Linked DNA regions of Homo sapiens: region 2 is linked to region 1. A link is an interaction called in ENCODE POLR2A ChIA-PET data of the cell type or tissue named here. Cell type or tissue: HepG2. All regions are shown on one strand. Links, peaks and the distances in the headings refer to the core of each region. The heading gives the core; the rest is flanking DNA.

Region 1 (9,062 bases), core at 3,082-5,581:
CGCAGCCTGGAGTTTAATATTGCCAACAACTGGCCCTGAATCCTTTCAACCTGAGCCAGGTGTAATGTAAACCCCTCTGGATTTCCTCCCTTTCCTGTTTCATCTGAGAAATTCTTTGCTAATTCCATGGTATCTGGTTTCTCATTGTTTCCCCCTGCGTTAGACAGCCTCTTGGGGTGGGCTTTGGGAAGATGTGTGGAATGCACTCAGCCCTCCGAAATGACACGGCTCTACGCTCATTCCCACTGCCACCCTCCGGAACCTCCTAAGAGACTGTGCTGGCTGTCAGGGCCACGTGAGTCTTAGTACCCTGGGGAAAGGGGCGAATACCTGTTACACTGTCAGAGAACAGTCTCCAGTGGTCACCACACTTTCGTAAACCAGTGTCCAAATTAGGAACAGGACAATTAATGTCAAGCTCCTTTGGAATATGACACTGAGATGAATGTCACAAAAATAATAGTGTACTATCCATTCTTTGTTAGGATACTTGCTGTTTGGGGTTGAGGACAAGGAAAAAGACAAGCCAGGTAGAGGAAGGCTGGGCCAGTGCAGCAGGACCATCTCCTCCTCTGAGCCTCCAGAGGAGCTGGGAGTACAAAATCCTGTGCATGGCAGGGGGTGGGGAGTGGAGAGATTGCCGAGCAGAATCCCTTCTAGGAAGAGCGGAAGTGAGCATCATGATAGCCGTTTCCTGCCTTGTTTATGGCGCACTCCGACTCTCCCACCAGCGCCGAGGTGGAAAGAGGAAGTGCCCAGCAGGGCGAGGGAGACTTGGGGCTGGCTGTGTTCCTCTCAACCTTCCATGCATCTTCCCACCGTCTCCTCTCCTGGCATTGAAAATTATTTATGTTTGCAAATTGCTTTTGACTCACATGAGTTATTCCTCTTGCCTGCCAACAAGTCTGGGGAGAGAAGAGAGTTATCGAGCCTGCGAGCTGAGAAATCCAGGGAAGACGAATGCTGGAGCACCGAAGTCAAAGTCATCAGCCTTGGGATTCAGTCCCTGCTCTGCTGCTGCTATGGCCATTGCGTCCCCTTTCTGGACCTTGGGTTTTTCATCTGCAAAAGGAGAGGGTTGGGTGGAGTGTGAGCTCTCCAGGCCCTTGGTTCTGACATCCCCTGAGCTGTGTCACCTGAAGAGGCAAAGAAAAGGTAGGCCAACCTCTGAGCTGCTCCCTAACCTGCAGCTGGCGAGCCCTGAGACTGCTGAGGGCCTGAGGCTGGAGACGGTGCTAAGCAGCCCCTGGCCCAGCAGGAAGAACTAGACAGGGTGGCCAGGAGTGTTTCTCCCCTTTGTCTTTTGCATCACTCTGGTCCTTAGTGATGTCTTGTTCCATAGACTAAGATGAAAACAAATGTTTGCAGAGGAACCAGAAGGGCGGAAGTCCCAGGGGTTGGTCCAGGAGGGAAACACACACAAACATACCAAATCATCATCATAACCAAGACCAGGGACGGCGCAGGGTCAGCTCCACGGGGAGTGTAAGTCATCTGCCCCTCCCAGAGGAAAGGGTTGGCCCATTGATGGTGGAGTGATAGCTCCTGGAAGCTCAGAACAGAGAGGGACCAGGGGGTTTCTATTCCAAGCCCTTTGTTCTACAATGGGGAAAGTGAGGCCCCAAAGACAAAAGTCAACATCAAGGTGAATGATTGACATCATCACCTTGGCAATGATGATGTCATTGCCAAGACATCATCGTTGGGCAAGAGAGACCATTCTTTGCCCACAAGTGGATATCTGAGTTCCAGTCAGGAACAGTGTTTACCTGTCTACCAGCTATAAAATTAGGTATAGTAATAGGAATGATGATAACATAATTCAAAGTTCAATGCCGAAGCAGTGAGTGAGTGGTCAAGTGTGGCTGTTAGAGGGCCGTGGTCTGGCTTCCATTCTCCAGACTGTGGTTTGGGGCCTAACCCAGAAAGATGTGAGGGTCTGGTCTTCCTCCAATCCGGTGACCACCAAGTGGAGAGGAAGGCTGCTGTGGGCCCCGTCCTTCAAAGGGTGAGAAACCTGCTAACCTCAGAGCTGGGAGTTGACTCTGCCTTGGCAGGCAGACAGACAGTATTTGCTCAGCTGTAGCCAAACCACAGCGAACCTCAGCCCTAGGTCCACAGGGGAGTAGGGGTCTGTGTGCCCTCCTGTGCAAGAGGACCTATGGGTGGGCAGAAGGCAGTTAGATGGCAGGGAGAGGAGCTTTCCTATGGAATGCTTGGTCCTGAAGCCAGCCCTTTCTCCTGGGCCTGGAGATGAGTTCCTGGATGAGTCTCGCCTAGGGTAGAGTATGAGGCCTCCAAGGTCCAGCTCCGCAGAGGGAACTCTCCTCACTTCCATTTTAATCCTCTTAGGAAAGAAGTGAGAACCAGAGGGTGCACCTTGCAGTCTTTAGCTGTAGGTTAACCTGGTGGTTGATCCATGTGGCACTTGCAGTCATGGACATTTCAGTGTTTTGGAGAGAGAATAAGAAAGGGATGAGACAGGGATAAAATCAAGGGAGAAGGCGGCAGCAGGGAGAGAGGAAACCAAGAGAAGAGCAGAGATAAAGACAGAGACAGAAACAGAGGTCAGGAAGCCAAAGGGTCGGGGACCAAACACCAGAGAAACATCATAACAGAAACAGACAGAAGCAGGCGAGGAGCACCCAGGATGACCGGGGTGCCCAGGACAACGACGAGGAAGACACAAAGGCCCAGAGGAGGCGGGAAATGGTGCGAATCAAAAACACCGCACTGGGCAGCCATAAAAAAGAACGACGTGGGCCAGGTGCGGCGGCTCACGCCTGTAATCCCCATACTTTGGGAGGCTGAGGCGGGAGGATCACCTGAGACCAGGAGTTCGAAATCAGCCTGGCCAACATGATGAAACCCCATCTCTACTAAAATTACAAAATTAGGCCAGGCGCGGTGGCTCACGCCTGTAATCCCAGCACTCTGGGAGGCCGAGGCGGGCGATCACGAGGTCAGGAGATCGAGACCATCCTGGCTAACACGGTGAAACCCCATCTCTACTAAAAATACAAAAAATGAGCCTGGTGTGGTGGCGGGTGCCTGTAGTCCCAGCTACTTGGGAGGCTGGGGCAGGACAATGGTGTGAACCCGGGAGGCGGAGCTTGCAGTGAGCCGAGATGGCGCCACTGAACTCCAGCCTGGGCGACACAGCGAGACTCCATCTCACAAAAAAAAAAAAAAAAAATTACAAAAATTAGCCAGGCGTGTTGGTGTGCACCTGTAGTCACAGCTTTTCAGGAGGCCGAGGCACGAGAATCACCTGAATCCTGGAGACAGAGGTTGCAGTGAGCCAAGATTGTGCCACTGTGCTCTAGCCTGGGTGACAGATTGAAACTCCATCTAAAAAAAAAAAAAGAAAGAAAGAGATCACGTCCTTTGCAGGGACATGGATGGAGCTGGAGGCCATTGTCCTCAGCAAACTAACGCAGGAACAGAAAACCAAACACCACATGTTCTTACTTATAAGTGGGAGTTAAATGATGAGAACACATGGACACATAGAAAGGAACAACACACACGGAAGTCTTTTGGAGGGTGGAGGGTGGGAGGAAGGAGAGGATCAAGAAAAACAGCTAATGGGTACTAGGTTTAATACCTGGGTGAGGCTGGGCACGGTGGCTGAAGCCTGTAATCCCAGCACTCTGGAAGGCTGAGGCGGGCGGATCACGAGGTCAGGAGATCGAGACCATCCTGGCTAACACGATGAAACCCTGTCTCTACTAAAAATACAAAAAATTAGCTGGGCATGGTGGCGTGCGCCTGTAGTCCCAGCTACACGAGAGGCTGAGGCAGGAGAATGGCGTGAACCCGGGAGGCAGAGCTTGCAGTGAGTGGAGATCGGGCCACTGCACTCCAGCCTGGGCAACAGAGCGAGACTCCGTCTCAAAAAAGAAAAAAAAAATACCTGGGTGATGAAATAATTTATGCCACAAACCTCCACGCCGCAAGTTTACCTACGTAACAAACCTGCACTTGTACCCCTGAACTTAAAATAAAAGTTAAAAAAAAATCACATTGGAAGGATCAAAGCCAGTGTTACCAATCATGGGCCAAACTGCCATCGTGGGCCTCCCAACACTGAGAAGCCGCACCCAGAAGTCCGTAGTGTCATTCCAGCGGTTTTCCCGCCAGAACGCAGCGCCCGAATCCAACCACGAAGAAATCCCAGATGCGTACTCTTCAGAAGCCAAGGTGAAAGAACACAGAGAGAGGCCAAGGTCCTGCCCAGCGCAAAGGAGACCAGAGGGAGAGGGCGCAGAATGAGCGCAGGATCCTTTGCTCTTGGAACAGAAAAGAGAAGTGAGTTATAAAGAGCATTATTGAGGAGACTGAGAAAACGGCATCTGGACTGTGGGTTAGACAACAGTATTGGATTGATGTTAAACATCCTGATTCTGGCCATTGCACTGTGGTTGTTGTGTAAGATCTTGTCCTTGATCTCAGGGAAAACACACTACCCCAAAGTATGCAGGCAGAAAGGGCACAAGGTCTCCAATGGACTCTCAAATGGTTCAGAAAAAAATATGTGGGAAGGCCGGACGCGGTGGCTCACACCTGTCATCCCAGCATATTGGGAGGCTGAGGCAGGCGGATCACCTGAGGTCAGGAGCTTGAGACCAGCCTGGCCAACATGGTGAAACCTCGTCTCTACTAAAAATACAAAAAATTAGCCGGGCGTGGTGGCCGGTGCCTATAATCCCAGCTACTTGGGAGGCTGAGGCAGGAGAATTGCTTGAACCCGGGAGGTGGTGGTTGCAATGAGCCGAGATCGCGCCTGGGTAACAAGAGGGAGACTCCATCTCAAAACAAACACAAACACACACACACACACACACACACACACACACACACACACACACACACAGAATAGAGAGAGCACCAATGACAAAGCAGATGGGCAAATGTCAACAACTGGTAAATCTAGATAAAAAATATAGGCAAGTTCCTTTACTCATCTTGCAGCTTCTCTGTAAGTTGGCCAAAAATGCTGAGCTGAGATTTAAAATAGGTTCTTCGGAGTGCCTCCTTGGGGCTGGGGATAGGCGCTGGCCCTGGAGCCTCACGGCAGGCCTGGGAAGGACCGCAAGTGCCTCCCTACCTGGGCCAAGCGGAGAGTCCCAAACTGCTGCGGCTGTGAATGGCCTGGGTGGGTCGTCTGCCTGCGCATGCATTTTCAGATCCTTCACCCCATGTCCTCAACACAAATGAACAGGATTCTGGGAGGGTGAGGACACTGGCACCAGGGCCCTGTACCAGGAGGCTCCTGGCCACCTCCAGCTCAGCCTGGCCCCTCCCACTGCACAGCTTAGCCCCACCTTTGGCCAACCACAATTCTTTGGCCAAGTGGGAAAGCAGGATGTGGCAGAAAGAGCAAGGATTAGGGGTTCAGGCAAGACCAGTCGTGGGTACCAGCTGCTCTGCATTTCCTAGCTCTGTGCCCTGGCACTGATGGCTCTGCCCCCAGACCTGCCCAAGGCCAGCTCATTGTTACCATTTAGTCCCCTAAATGCCACCTCTCAAGAGAAGCCGTCCCCAACCACCGGCCTAAAGTGGACTGCATCTCACTCCCCAGTTGTTCTTCTTAGAGCAGCTGTTCTTATCTGAAATTATTGATCTGTTGACTTGTCTCCTGCCCCCACTAGAATGTAAACACCGTGAGAGCAAGCCCTTGTCCCTCTTACCCATCACCCTGTTCTCAGCTCCTAGAACCGGTCAGCTGCTCCAGGGCTATTTGCTAAAGGAAGGGAGGAAGAAAGGAAAGGGAAAAATGATGTAGGAGGGAAGGAGAAGGAAGTGGAGAGAAGGGGAAGGGAGGAAAGAAGGAAGGGAAGTCCTTGAACCTCTCACCAGTAAAATGGAGGTGATCATTCCTGGGGCAGAAAGTTCACCTAGAGATGGTCTAAAGAGAGCCCTGGGTAGCGTGAGCCCAGAAGAAGCAGTAATCAAAAGCCAGCGTCCACATGATTGTCAAGTTCACCTCTGCCCTGGCCCAGGGCTGCTCACAGCCAGTACGTTCCTGCATGTGATCCAGTCATTAATCTGGATGCCCAGTCATTTTTATCTCATCTGGGGAAGGGTAGATTGGAAGGGGTGAATTATTTTGTCATGACGGGGCCAGCTCCTGGTGACAGCTTGGGTCCCAGAAACATTCAACCACACCTATAATGAGAAGATTCTAAAACTAAAGCACCCTCGGGGCCAGGCGAGGTGGCTCCTGCCTATAATCCTCACACTTCGGGAGGTCGAGGCGGGCAGATCCCCTGAGGTCAGGAGTTCGAGACCAGCCTGGACAACATGGTGAAACCCCATCTCTACTGAAATACAAAAATTATCCAGGCGTGGTGGTGCACAGCTGTGGTCCCAGCTACTCGGGAGGCTGAGGCACAAGAATCACTTGAACTCGGGAGGCGGAGGTTGCAGTGGGCTGAGATCGTGCCACTGCATTCCAGCCTGGGCAACAGTGAAACTCTGTCTCAAAAAGAAAGAAAGAAAGAAAAAAATCACCCTCGGCCCCCAGGTCACTCTCCTCATGCTGGGCTGGTGTTCCCCTCCTGACAGTGGACCATGCTAGAGAAGAACAACGCCTTCCTACTCTCTCACTTGCCTCCCTGTGATGGGAGAGAGGCAAAGTCAGTAGAAAATAGTCCACGTGGCCCGGCTGGCTGAGTAATGACTGAGCAAGTGAAGCCCTCTGGTAGTCTAGGTGAGTGTAGCTCACAATTTAGGTTGTCCCCTGGCACATATGACACTGTGGGAATGACAGACCCGCCCTAGGCCTTGCTAGAAGGCTGGCATTAGGCAGGACTGCAGCACCCAAGAAGTTTGCCAAGGGTGCTGAAGGCACTGTGGTCTCCCAAATGGGACTGGTCTCTTCCCCAATCCAATTAGGGCCCAAGGGTTCAATGAGGGCCTTTATGGAAACTGAAGCCCCAAAGAGACAGGAAGTAGCTCTCAAGATGGAGGTGGAAGCCTTCAGAACAGCATCCCTGGGAATTTGCATGCTGCTGTTGACGGCTGTCCAGCCTCCCTTACAGCATTGATGAAAGATCTAAATTCGTACCGTGCACTGCAGGGAACACACCACACAGGCCAATTTAGCTGGTCAAATCTTGGCAAGCCAGCAAGAAGGGACCATATTGACATTTAAAACATTTGAGGCGATCTCCTGGTTTGCTCCAGCCGCCTGCCGAGCTGGGCAGAGAAATGAAGTGTGCCTCCAACTCCAGACCAGCTGGGTCTCTTGCAGGCAAGCCATCTCTTTGTGTCATCCATGCCTTGTGAGGTGGGTGTGGGCATTGCCATGTTGAATGGACTGCTGACAAAGGAAGAGACCAACTTGTGACCTAGTGTCCCAAATTCCTGTCTTCAAGATAAGAGTGGGCAAACAGTCAGATCTATAAATAATGCTTTCCAGAGTGGCCCTTCCCGAAGCACCTCGCAGGCTCAGCAGGCTTGGGCCGCTTACCTCTCTCTGCTCCAAATGCAGAGCTGGCTAGCTCTCACCCGGAACCTTGGAAGCTCCCGATGGAAGAGCCCTCCTTTTCTTCTCTACCTCGCAGAGATGAGGGTCACAAAGCAAGGAACAAGGCGACTTTCCTCTGGAAGGCTCTCTTCCTTCTGCATGCCCTGCAGTGGCACAGCTGCCCAGAAATTAGCTTGGGTGGGAAAGATCCCTGGCTCTTGGGGGTTTTAAATCCCCAATGCACCCCCAGTTAAGGTGAAGAATGTGTCCAGAATTCCAGACCGAGGCCGTGTGCTCAGTAATGCCCCGAAGGGATCCTGGTCTTGTTGCCCTACTCTGTTGGCTTGTCTTACTCATCAGCTGGACCCAATGTCTCTCGCTGGTAGGGACTGTGTCTTTTTTACTATCACTCTCCAGCACAGCTTAGCACTGTTTCTGGAAGTCCTAGATAAATACTGATTGAATGAATGAGTTTTGTGTACAAGGTCTCAGTCACTGCTGCTGCCTAGAAAAGAGTAGAACTCCCAGGGGGCCATGACCACTCTTGGCTCTCTGGCCAGGCTCCTGGCACACGGCCCACTCAGGGACCATCCCAGGGTCCCCAGGGTCGGTGGTATTTCCCACCTGCCCATGGTAGTGGAAGGCAGAGGAAACATCTCTCTCTCTGTCTCTCTTTCTCTCTGCATGTTTAAACACTAGTTATTGGCTTTGGTCTCTGTCCTTTACTCTTCTCTGATTTATGAAATACAGGTTCCTTTTGTCATAGCTTGTGGGGTATTTTGTTCTGTCTCTCTGATGACTTTCATCATCAGCTTGAATTTAGGAGAGATGCCAGAAGCAACACCCACCCCTGGATATACACACCACCGACTAGTGTTCCCACGGCCTCTTAATGACAACAGCTCACAATTACAGATTGCTCACTGAGCCAGGTGCCGCGGAGGAACCCTTACATGCATTGTCTTTTCATCCGTGTGGTAAACTGAGGTTATAGATACTATTATTACCTCCATGAGGAAATGGGTGCCTTGGGAGGTCAAACACCTGGCCCAGGGTCACACAGCTACTGAGTGGTAGGGCCGGGGCTGAAATCCACGTGGCCTGGGCTTCTAACTGCAGTGCTGTGCAGCTGCCGTAGGGAGTCATCAGGTGCAAAGAGCGTGCTGGCCAGGATGCCTCCCCCATAGGAGCGGCAGCACAGCCACAGCCACCCCTGCATCAGAGGCATCAGCTGTGCACTGAGATAGGCCTATAAAGTGAACGGTTTCTTAGGACCATAGAGTCACCACAAGGAGCTTTGGAGAGACTCTGGGACACCACTTTCATTTTACAGGTGGACACCAGGAGACTGAGCCCCACGCTTTAGCTGATGAAGCATCTAAGACCACTAGGGAACAGCACTTCTTCCTGTGGCCTCCACTTGGGACCGATACTCAATGCAGACTGGGTGAGACAGTTCAGCTGGATATGGGATGGGATCTGCTCAGGCCCTGGTTCAGACCCAAACACCTTGGTTTGTTCCAGAACTGGGTCAACCCTGCAGGAGGCCTCCCAAGCTGAATATGGCTTCAGAGTAGCCTCCAAAACA
Region 2 (9,062 bases), core at 2,165-4,664, 62 kb after region 1:
TTTCACCTTCAGAGCCAGCAATCATGTTCCGTTGATCTCTGCTCTGACCCTGAAGCTCCTGCCTCCCTCGCATAAGGCCCCCGTGGTTCCATGGGGCCCAGTGTTGTAGGTGCCACCTTGCTTTCCCCAGAGGCCGGCTACTGCCATCACCAGCAGCAGTGGGTGTCGGTGGCACAGTATTCATTGGGGAATTCTACTGCACATTTTTGTCTTAGAGAAGGAATAAGAAAAAAGTGATTCCAGCCCACAGTGAGACTGAGTGCTGGGGGTCGGCGCTCAGGCTCAGGGTTGAGGGGGAGCTGTACTGCCCCCCGGTGCAATCTGGCCCATAGATATCCTTGGCTCCGCTTGCACTGTCTGTTTGGAATATAATCCACGAACATAAAGCTCACCATTTTACAGTGTAAAATTCAATGATTTTTAGTATCTTCATAAGCTTGTGCAACCATTGTCACAATCCATTTTAGAACATTTCCACCATCCCCAAAAGAAACTCCCATACTTTCTCTCCCTTCCCCCTGTTCCTCGCAACCCTCAATCTGCTTTCTGTCTCGGCAGATTCGCCTGTTCTGGACATTTCATATAAACGGAATCTCATGTGGCCTTTTTAAAATTTTTTATTTTTATTTTGTGTAGAGATGAGATCTCCCTATGTAGGCCAGGCTGGTCTCAAATTGCTGAGCTCAAGAGATCTTCCCACCTTGGCCTCCCAAAGTGCTGGGATTCCCGGCCCTGAGCCACTGTGGCCAGCCAGTATGTGGCCTGTGGTGACTGGCCTTTTGCACTGAGCACGATGTTTTCCGTGTGCACATAGGCAGTGGCCTGCATCGGTACTTCAGCTTTTTTATGGCTGAATACAAAATCCACCTGCCTCGGCCTCCCAAAGTGCTGGGATTATAGGCGTGAGCCACCACGCCTGTATTGCATGTGGACACGTTGCGTGTATCCATTCATCTTCCAGTGGACAACTGATGTTGTTTCCACTTTTGAGCTCAGTTCTTATGAATAATGCTGCTAGGAGCACTTGTGTGCGAGTTTTTGTTGGTGTATACCCAGGAGTGGGATTGCTGGTGCCTATGGGAATTCTATGCTTTTTAGGAACTCCCAAACCATCTCCACCGTTTTCTCTTCTCACCAGCACTGCACGAGGGGCCCAATTGCTCCACATCCTCGACAACATTTGCGATTTTCTGCTTTTTTGATTCTAGCCACCCTAGTCGGTGTGAAGCAGCATCTCATGGTGGTTTTGATTTGCATTTCCCTAATCGGCACGTGTGCTTTCTTATTGGAACTGAAATGTAAGAAACGGGATGTTTTACCTAAAAGTTCAGATTTCTGTTATCTCTTGAAAAATGTGAATAAGACTGATCTCCCCGCATGGGCACTGGCCTGCTTCCTCGTTTTCCTACTTCTGTCTGTCATTCTGAATGTTGGGGCCCACCTGACCCTGGCCTCCCAGCGGATGCCCCACGTGGAGTGCAATGGGGTTGGCCAGGCACTGCCTGCTGTTGCCAACTCGGTCCCTTTGGGAGCCGTGCACTGCCATCTGTGCCACCGGTTTCTCTCTTATGGGTCCCTGGAGGGTGGGGACGTGAGTCCAAGAGGAGGTGCGAGTCTTGTCTGCGAAAACCTGCCCAGAGCCAGGGCTTTTCTGCTGGGCATCCTCGGAGCCTCTGGGGAGAGGCCAGGCCAGCGGCTGGCAGCAAGCAATGGAAATGGGGTGAACAAGTGCTTGGGGGTGGGGACGAGGCCAGAGCTTCCAGAGGCTGGCACTCTGGATTTAGATTCAGAATTTGCCGTTGAGTTGGGAGGGGTTGGAGTAGAAGATTCCACGTGGGAAAACTATCAGGACAAAGAGAACTCCAGAGGGAGTGGAGCCTGGCAGGGACCGGTGCTTGGTTGGCAGCTGTGTGACAACGTTATTACATTGCTATATATCAAAGGACTTGTTGCCTTGTAGACATACATTAAGTTGTTTTTTTTTTTTTTTTTTGAGATGGAGTCTTGCTCTGTCACCCAGGATGGAGTGCAGTGGCACGATCTCGGCTCACTGCAACCTCCGCCTCCCAGGTTCAAGCAATTCTCCTGCCTCAGCCTCCCGAGTAGCTGGGATTACAGGCGTGTGCCACCACGCCTGGTTAATTTTTGTATTTTTAGTAGAGACGGGGTTTCACCGTGTTGCCCAGGCTGGTCTTGAATTCCTGAGCTCAGGCAATCCCACTCACCTTGGCCTCCCATAGTGCTAGGATTACAGGTGTGAGCCACTGTGCCCAGTCAATATTTTTTTTTAAGAGATGGAGTCTTGCTCTGTCACCCAGGTTGCAGTGCAGTGGCGATCATAGTTCCCTGCAACCTCAAAGTCCTGGGCTCAAGTGATCTTCCTGCCTCAGTTTCCCTAGTAGCTGGGACTACAGGCTTTTTGTTTGTTTTTGTTTTGTTTTGTTTTTGAGACAGGGTCTCGCTCTGTCACTCAGGCTGCAGTGCAGTGGCGCAATCTCAGTGCACTGCAACCTCCGCCTACAGGTTCAAGTGATTGATTCTCCTGCCTCAGCCTCCTGAGTAGGGATTACAGACACATACCACCACGCTTGGCTAACTTTTGTATTTATTTTTTTAGTAGAGACAGAGTTTCACCATGTTGGCCAGGCTGGTCTCGAATTCCTGACCTCAAGTGATCTGCCCGCCTTGGCCTCCCAAAGTGCTGGGATTATAGGCGTGAGCCACCGTGCCTGGCCTACAGGCTAATTATTATTATTATTATTATTATTAATTATTATTTTGGTAGACACAGGGTGTCACTATGTTGCCCAGGCCTGTCTTGAACCTCTGGCCTAGAGCCATTCTCCCACCTGGGCCTCCCAAGTGGTTGGGATTATAGGCGTGAGCCACTGCGCCTGGCCAATGACCACGTAATTTTTCTACCACACTGTCACCCCTCTCCTGTCCTGTCTGTCCCTCTGGTGTCCAGGTTTCTGTAGAGCCTGGGGGCTCTGTCTGGGTTGGCCATGGATGTTTGGAGAGTGAGAATGGAGAGAGGAGCTCTCGGCTTTCTCAGCTGCCTTGGGTGGGGACAAGCCTGCCCACATCTCGGCTTCCCCTTCTTTGAAAAGGAGGAGATGCTCCTGGCCTGGCCCTCCAAGGGTTATGTCGGCGGGCTGGCCTCCAGCTGAAACGTGCGACTGGATAACAAAGTGCCAGGTGGTCCTCACCTTTCTGGTGCTTGTTCTCAAGTCCGGAGACACTGGTGGTTTCACTTAAGGAAGAAAAACCACCACCTCTGGACAGCAGCAGGGGCCCAGGAGCGCCCTGGGAATAGAGTGGGGCCGGCCTGGCGGAGGTTACCTGCTGGAGTGAGTGTCTCTTCTGCTTTCCTGTTTCTCCCTGGATCAAAGCAGCGGAGCCACGACCATCTGACCAACAAGACCCAAAGTCCACCCGAACAAAGGTGCATGCCAGCACTTTACCCACCACATCCAGGCCACGTGGGTTATCCACACTGCTGCCTGGGGGGCTGAGGTGTCCGCCCCGGAGCACAGCTGTGGGTGCCCTGTTGTCTCCAGCCCCTTGGGCACTGACTTGGCAGCTATGAGGTCAACAGCTGGAAAGACGGTTGCGTTTTGTGCTGACACAGCTGGGTCTCTTCAAGGCTTGCCTGAACTTGCCCTCTGCCCTCGGTCGCCCCACTGTAGTCGTGGCAGGAAACCTCCCCTGACTACTGGAAGCTGCCCAGGGCTCCCCAGAGCCCCTTTCTCCCGTCTTTGTCAATGCAAAGCTGTGTGAACCCAGACGCAGTTACAGCCAGGACAAGGCCTGCTCCTGGACAAGGCCTTCAGCCAGGCAAGCAGGAGTTCCTTTTGAGCTCACCATTTCTCAAGTGCAAGCATTTAGAAATGTCTTCAGCCCTGACTGGGTGTGGTGGCTCATGCCTGTAATCCCAGCACTTTGGGAGGCTGAGGTGGGTGGATCACCTAAGGTCAGGAGTTCAAGACCAACCTGGCCAACATGGTGAAACCCCGTCTCTACTAAAAATACAAAAATTAGCTGGACGTGGTGGCACGCACCTGTAATCCCAGCTACTCGGGAGGCTGAGTCAGGAGAATCGCTTGAACCCTGGAGGCGGAGGTTGCAGCGAGCTGAGATTACGTCATTGTACCCCAGCCTGGGCAACAAGAGCGAGACTCCATCTTAAAAAAAAAAAAAGAAAGAAAGAAATGTCTCCAGCCCTGAAGCTGGTGGCCAAGTGCCAGGAAGGGGGTGGTGAGACTGAGAGGTATGGGCTGGGGAGGGGTGTGGAGTCCTCCTCAGGCCCAAGTGAGAAGGACCAGTTTGCCTGGGGGGAGGAGATTCACCATTCCCGGATCTGGTCTTGTGTCTTCCTTCTATACTGTGTTTTCCATGTGTATAAAAGTAATATATGCTCTTGGTAAAATATTCATATTTTATGTTTTAAACATTTATGTATATTTAAATATATTTTATATATTGTTTTCTCTCTAAGATATACAGTGTCATGATAAAAATATATTTATAGCCTGTCTTTTTAATTTTTAAAAATATATTGTGTTTTCCCTATATATAAATGTAACATATGCTCATGGTTAAAAAAAGTTTACAAAATTGAGATATAACTTACATATAGTAAAGAGTACAGCTCTTAAAGAAATAGCTCAATATATCTTTTCCTTCCTTCCTTCCTTCCTTCCTTGCCTCCCTCCCTCCCTCCCTCCCTCACTCCTTCCCTCTTTCCCTCTCTCCCTCTCTCCCTCTCTCCCTCTCTCTTTCTTTGTCAGAGTTTTGCTCTGTTGCCCAGGCTGGATTGCAGTGGTGCAGTCATACCTCACTGCAACCTCTACCTCCCAGGTTCAAGCGATTCTCTGACCTCAGCCTCCTGTGTAGCTGGAACTACAGGCATGCGCCACCACATCTAATTTTTCCTTTTTCATTTTTGTAGAGATGGGCTTCACTTTGTTGCCCAGGCTGGTCTCCAACTCCTGGCCTCTGGCGATCCTCCTGCCTCAGCCTCCCAAAGTGCTGGGATGACAGGCATGAGCCCTCACACCTGCCCTAACATTTTGATGGATGAAGCCAAATTGCCCTTCCAGAAGCTTCTGCTTGTGCCCAGGCACATTGACATGAGGTGAGAGGCCTGTTATTTCCATTTCTTATCAGCAGTAGCTTTTATCAAGCTTTAAAAGATGCCACAAGATGAAAACTACAACTCCATTTGATTTATTTTCTTTCATTACGATTGAGGCTGACATCTTGGCTATTTGCATACTTCTTTTGAGAATTGTCTGAATATATTATCCAAATCATTTATCCATTGTATTAGGTTACTCATCTTTTTCTGTTGTATTTGTAAGCATTCGTTGTATATTAAAGGCGCTAAGACCAGGTATTTGGAAGGCTTGAGAAGGAAATAATTTTTTTTGTGTTTTGAGACAGCGTTTCACTCTGTTGCCCAGGCTGGAGTGCAGTGGCATGATCACGGCTCACTGCAGCTTCCCACTTCCAGGTTTAAGCGATCCTCCCACTTGTAGTTTGAGTCTCTGGGACTGCAGATGTGTGCCACCACACATGGCTAATTTTTGTATTTTTTGTAGAGACGGAGTCTTGCTATGTTGCCTAGGCTGATCTCAAACTCTTGGGCTCAAACAATTCACCTGCCTTGGCCTCCCAAAGTGTTGGAATTGCAAGTGTGAGCCACTGCGCCCGGCTGGAAATCTTTTTTTTTTTTTTTGAGATGTAGTCTCCCGCTGCCACCAAGGCTGGAATGCAGTGGCTTGATCTTGGCTCATTGCCACCTCTGCCTCCTGGGCTCAAGTGTTCCTCCCACCTCAGCCTCCCCAGTAGCTGAGACTACAGGTGGGTGCCACCGCACCTGGCTGATTTTTGTATTTTTTTTTTTAGTAGAGACAGGGTTTCACTATGTTGGCCAGGCTGGTCTCGAACTCCTGACCTCAAGTGATCTGCCTGCCTCAGCCTCCCAAAATGCTGGGATTACAGGCATGAGCCACCTTGCCCAGCCTGGAAATCATTTTATACCTACAGCAAAACGTCGGTGATTCTACTGTCCATGTGAAAACTCAACTATCAACCAAGCTGTTCTTTTGCTCCAATATCTCAATCATGCAATCACCAACTTAGATGTTCCAATTTAGTTTTAGTAAATGCTTTAGAAAAAAGTAAACCTGGAATGGGAAGGCACCATCATTTCTCTGCCTTGTGCCTGTAACCTCCTTCACTATTTACCACCCCTCTTTAGGGCCTCGAATCCTGCCTGAGCTCCATGAAGGCTGCAGTGACTTGAGTTGGCGTGAGTGGAAACCTCTGCCTCCACAGTGAAATGTCACTGACTACTGGAAATTAGGCGAATGCATTAGTGCACAGCAGAGGTGGCACGGGGAGCGGTCAATGTGTGTCAGTCTCCCCTGGCGGACGGTGGCGAGCTGAGATGAGGTTGTGTCTGCCTTTGGGAGGTGGGGGAGAGCTTGGCCGATGAAGAGGGGTGGGGGTGGCGTGGTACGGGAGCTTGGTTGAGTAGAAGGAATGGGTGAGGGGGAGGTGGACCAGGAGGATTCCTGATACAATATAAAGACCCAGCTACTGGAGCAGGGGCGCATTTGCTGACCGTGCTAATGTTGGTTCCTACCCATGTTTGTTGACCCCAAAGTTTACTTGGTGACAATATCGAGGCCAGCTGAGGACTAAAGAGAAAGGTGGTTGGTGACGGGGCTCCCAGGATGGGGCCTGGGGGATGATGGGGAACAGCTTCTATCCTTCCCTTCTCCAATGTGTTTGATGTCCTTATTCTAGGCTGGGCTGGCCTGATATTGGGCATCAGTGGCAGCTCTTTGAGCACTTTGCGTTTGGGGCTGAGGCTCTCGAGAACATTTTCTTGGGAACTTTTACTGTTCTTTCTCCTGCATGGAGAGGCTTTCCCCATCTGCTTCCAGGTGGCTTTGCAATTGAAACTCAACAACGCTGAAGCCCTTCTTCCACACAACCATGCTGCGGCCTCTCCGTTGCCTTTCCACATCCCTCCAATTAAGCCTTTGGCTTCATTTATGCCTCAACATCCTCCTTCTAGTTCCACTGTGAAATGTTATGAGATAATCCAAGGGAAATATTTTCACTTCGAGATCACCACAGGTTGCACCCTGAATCTCTGGGTTTGGTGTGGCTGAGCAGATGGGATGAAGTGCCCTGGGCACACCTAGCCTGTTCACCCCTTGGCGAACATGGTGAAACCCCCATCTCTACTAAAAATACAAAAATTAGCTGGGCGTGGTGGCACGCGCCTGTAGTCCCAGCTACTCAGGAGGCTGAGGCAGGAGAATCGCTTGAACCCGGGAGGCGGAGGTTGCAGTGAACCGAGATGGTGTCACTGCACTCCAGCCTGGGCAACGAGAGCAAAACTGTCTCAAAAAAAACAAAAACAAAAACAGGGTCATCGGGCCACCCTGGGCTGGTCGACACATGAGGATAGGCGGCTTCCTCACCAGCCTCTCATTCCTGCCACAGATCCCAGCACTCTCTAGGGTCACTCAGCACTGAGACCAGAGGTTGACCACTGTTTGTAACTGTGTTTATGCTGTTGCTTTTCTTATAGTTAAGAAGAAAGCAAACTATTTCCACTACCTGTGTCTCTATCAAAAGTGAAAAATAAAAGCAGGTGGAGGGTCTCTGGGTTTCAGGGAAAGGGCTTTCCTTCATACCGAGCAGCACACAGGAAGGCGTGGGCCAAAATCACTGGTGTCCCGGCTGGGCGCGGTGGCTCACGCTTGTCATCCCAGCACTTTGGGAGGCCGAGATGGATGAATCACCTGAGGTCAGGAGTTTGAGACCAGCCTGGCCAACATGGTGAAACCCCATCTCTACTAAAAATACAAAAATTAGTCAGGCGTGGTGGCGGGCACCTGTAACACCAGCTACTCAGGAGGCTGAGGCAGAAGAATCGCTTGAACCCGGGAGGTGGAGGTTGCAGTGAGCCGAGATGGCGCCACTGCACTCCAGCCTGCACCACAAGCGTGAAACTCTGTCTCAAAAAAACAAAAACAAAAACATGAAACAAAATCACTGGCGTCCACAGCAGCTGGGAGAGGCAAGGACGGGACCTCTGCAGAGCCTGCAGAGTGAGCACGGCCTCTCTGGATTGGACTTCTGGCCTCCACACCTGCGAGGGAACACACCTGGGTGGCTCAACGCCCTCAGTCTGTGGTGCTTTCTCAGAGCAGCCGCAGGAAACCAATCCAGCGGGTCGCCTGATCATCAACATGGACGAGAGGGAAGCAAGGACCTGTCGCCTCAGGACACTGTCAACACTTAACTGTGGTTTGAATGTTTGTGTCCCTCCAAAATTCACGTTGAAACTTAATCCCCAGTGCAACAGTACTGAGGAGTGAGAAGGCCGTAATGGCTCTGCCCTCCGGGGAGGGATTAGAGCCTCATATATTATATTATTTTATTTTGAGATGAGATTTGTATTATTTATTTATTTATTTTTTTGAGACAGAGTCTCACTCTTGTCGCCCAGGCTGGAGTGCAGTGGCGTGATCTTGGCTCACAGCAACCTCCACCTGCTGGGTTCAAGCAATTCTCCTGCCTCAGCCTCTCAAGTAGCTGGGATTACAGGTCCTGCCACCACGCCCGGCTAACTTTTTTGTACTTTTAGTAGAGACGGGGGTTTCACCATGTTGTCCAGACTGGTCTCGAACTCTTGACCTCGAGTGATCCACCCACCTTGGCCTCCCAAAGTGCTGGGAGGCGTGAGCCACCACGCGTGGCCTTGAGATGGGATTTTGCTGTGTTGCCCAAGCTGGTGTTCAATGGCACAATCTTGGCTCACTGCAACCTCCACCTCCTGGGTTCAAGTGATCCTCCCTCCTCAGCCTCCCGAGTAGCTGGGACCACAGGTGTACACCACCACACCTGGTTAATTTTTAAATTTTTTGTAGAGACAGGTTTTAGCCATGTTGCCCAGGCTGGTGTTGAGTTCCTGAGTTCAAGTGATCTGTCTGCCTCAGCCTCCCAAAGTGCTGGGATTACGGGCATAAGCCCCC

Evidence for each region. ChIA-PET counts read pairs that join two places held together with the same protein. Peaks named below come from ENCODE experiments on the same cell type or tissue, not always from the same donor. Only the 100,000 strongest peaks of a DNase experiment are listed, where the experiment ranks them.
Region 2: POLR2A ChIA-PET joins it to region 1 with 5 read pairs; 14 of 35 experiments call an interaction of 5 or more read pairs at or near these places.

Annotation. Positions count from the first base shown.
Region 1 is chr17:79,818,084-79,827,145 of GRCh38, reverse strand. It overlaps LINC01977 (long intergenic non-protein coding RNA 1977), which reads right to left and starts at 3,694. Exons shown (of 3, transcript NR_146504.1): 1 at 3,608-3,694; 2 at 3,272-3,351; 3 at 1-1,062. RefSeq lists an enhancer at 1-294 and a silencer at 484-760. In HepG2, for the core only: no CTCF peak of the experiment used is centred there; a DNase peak (open chromatin) is centred at 4,445.
Region 2 is chr17:79,754,917-79,763,978 of GRCh38, reverse strand. It overlaps LOC124904070 (a long non-coding RNA gene), which reads left to right and starts at 4,952. Exons shown (of 2, transcript XR_007065927.1): 1 at 4,952-5,137; 2 at 6,266-6,635. RefSeq lists enhancers at 1,163-1,663, 3,378-3,879. In HepG2, for the core only: no CTCF peak of the experiment used is centred there; a DNase peak (open chromatin) is centred at 3,418; H3K4me3 peaks cover 284 bases.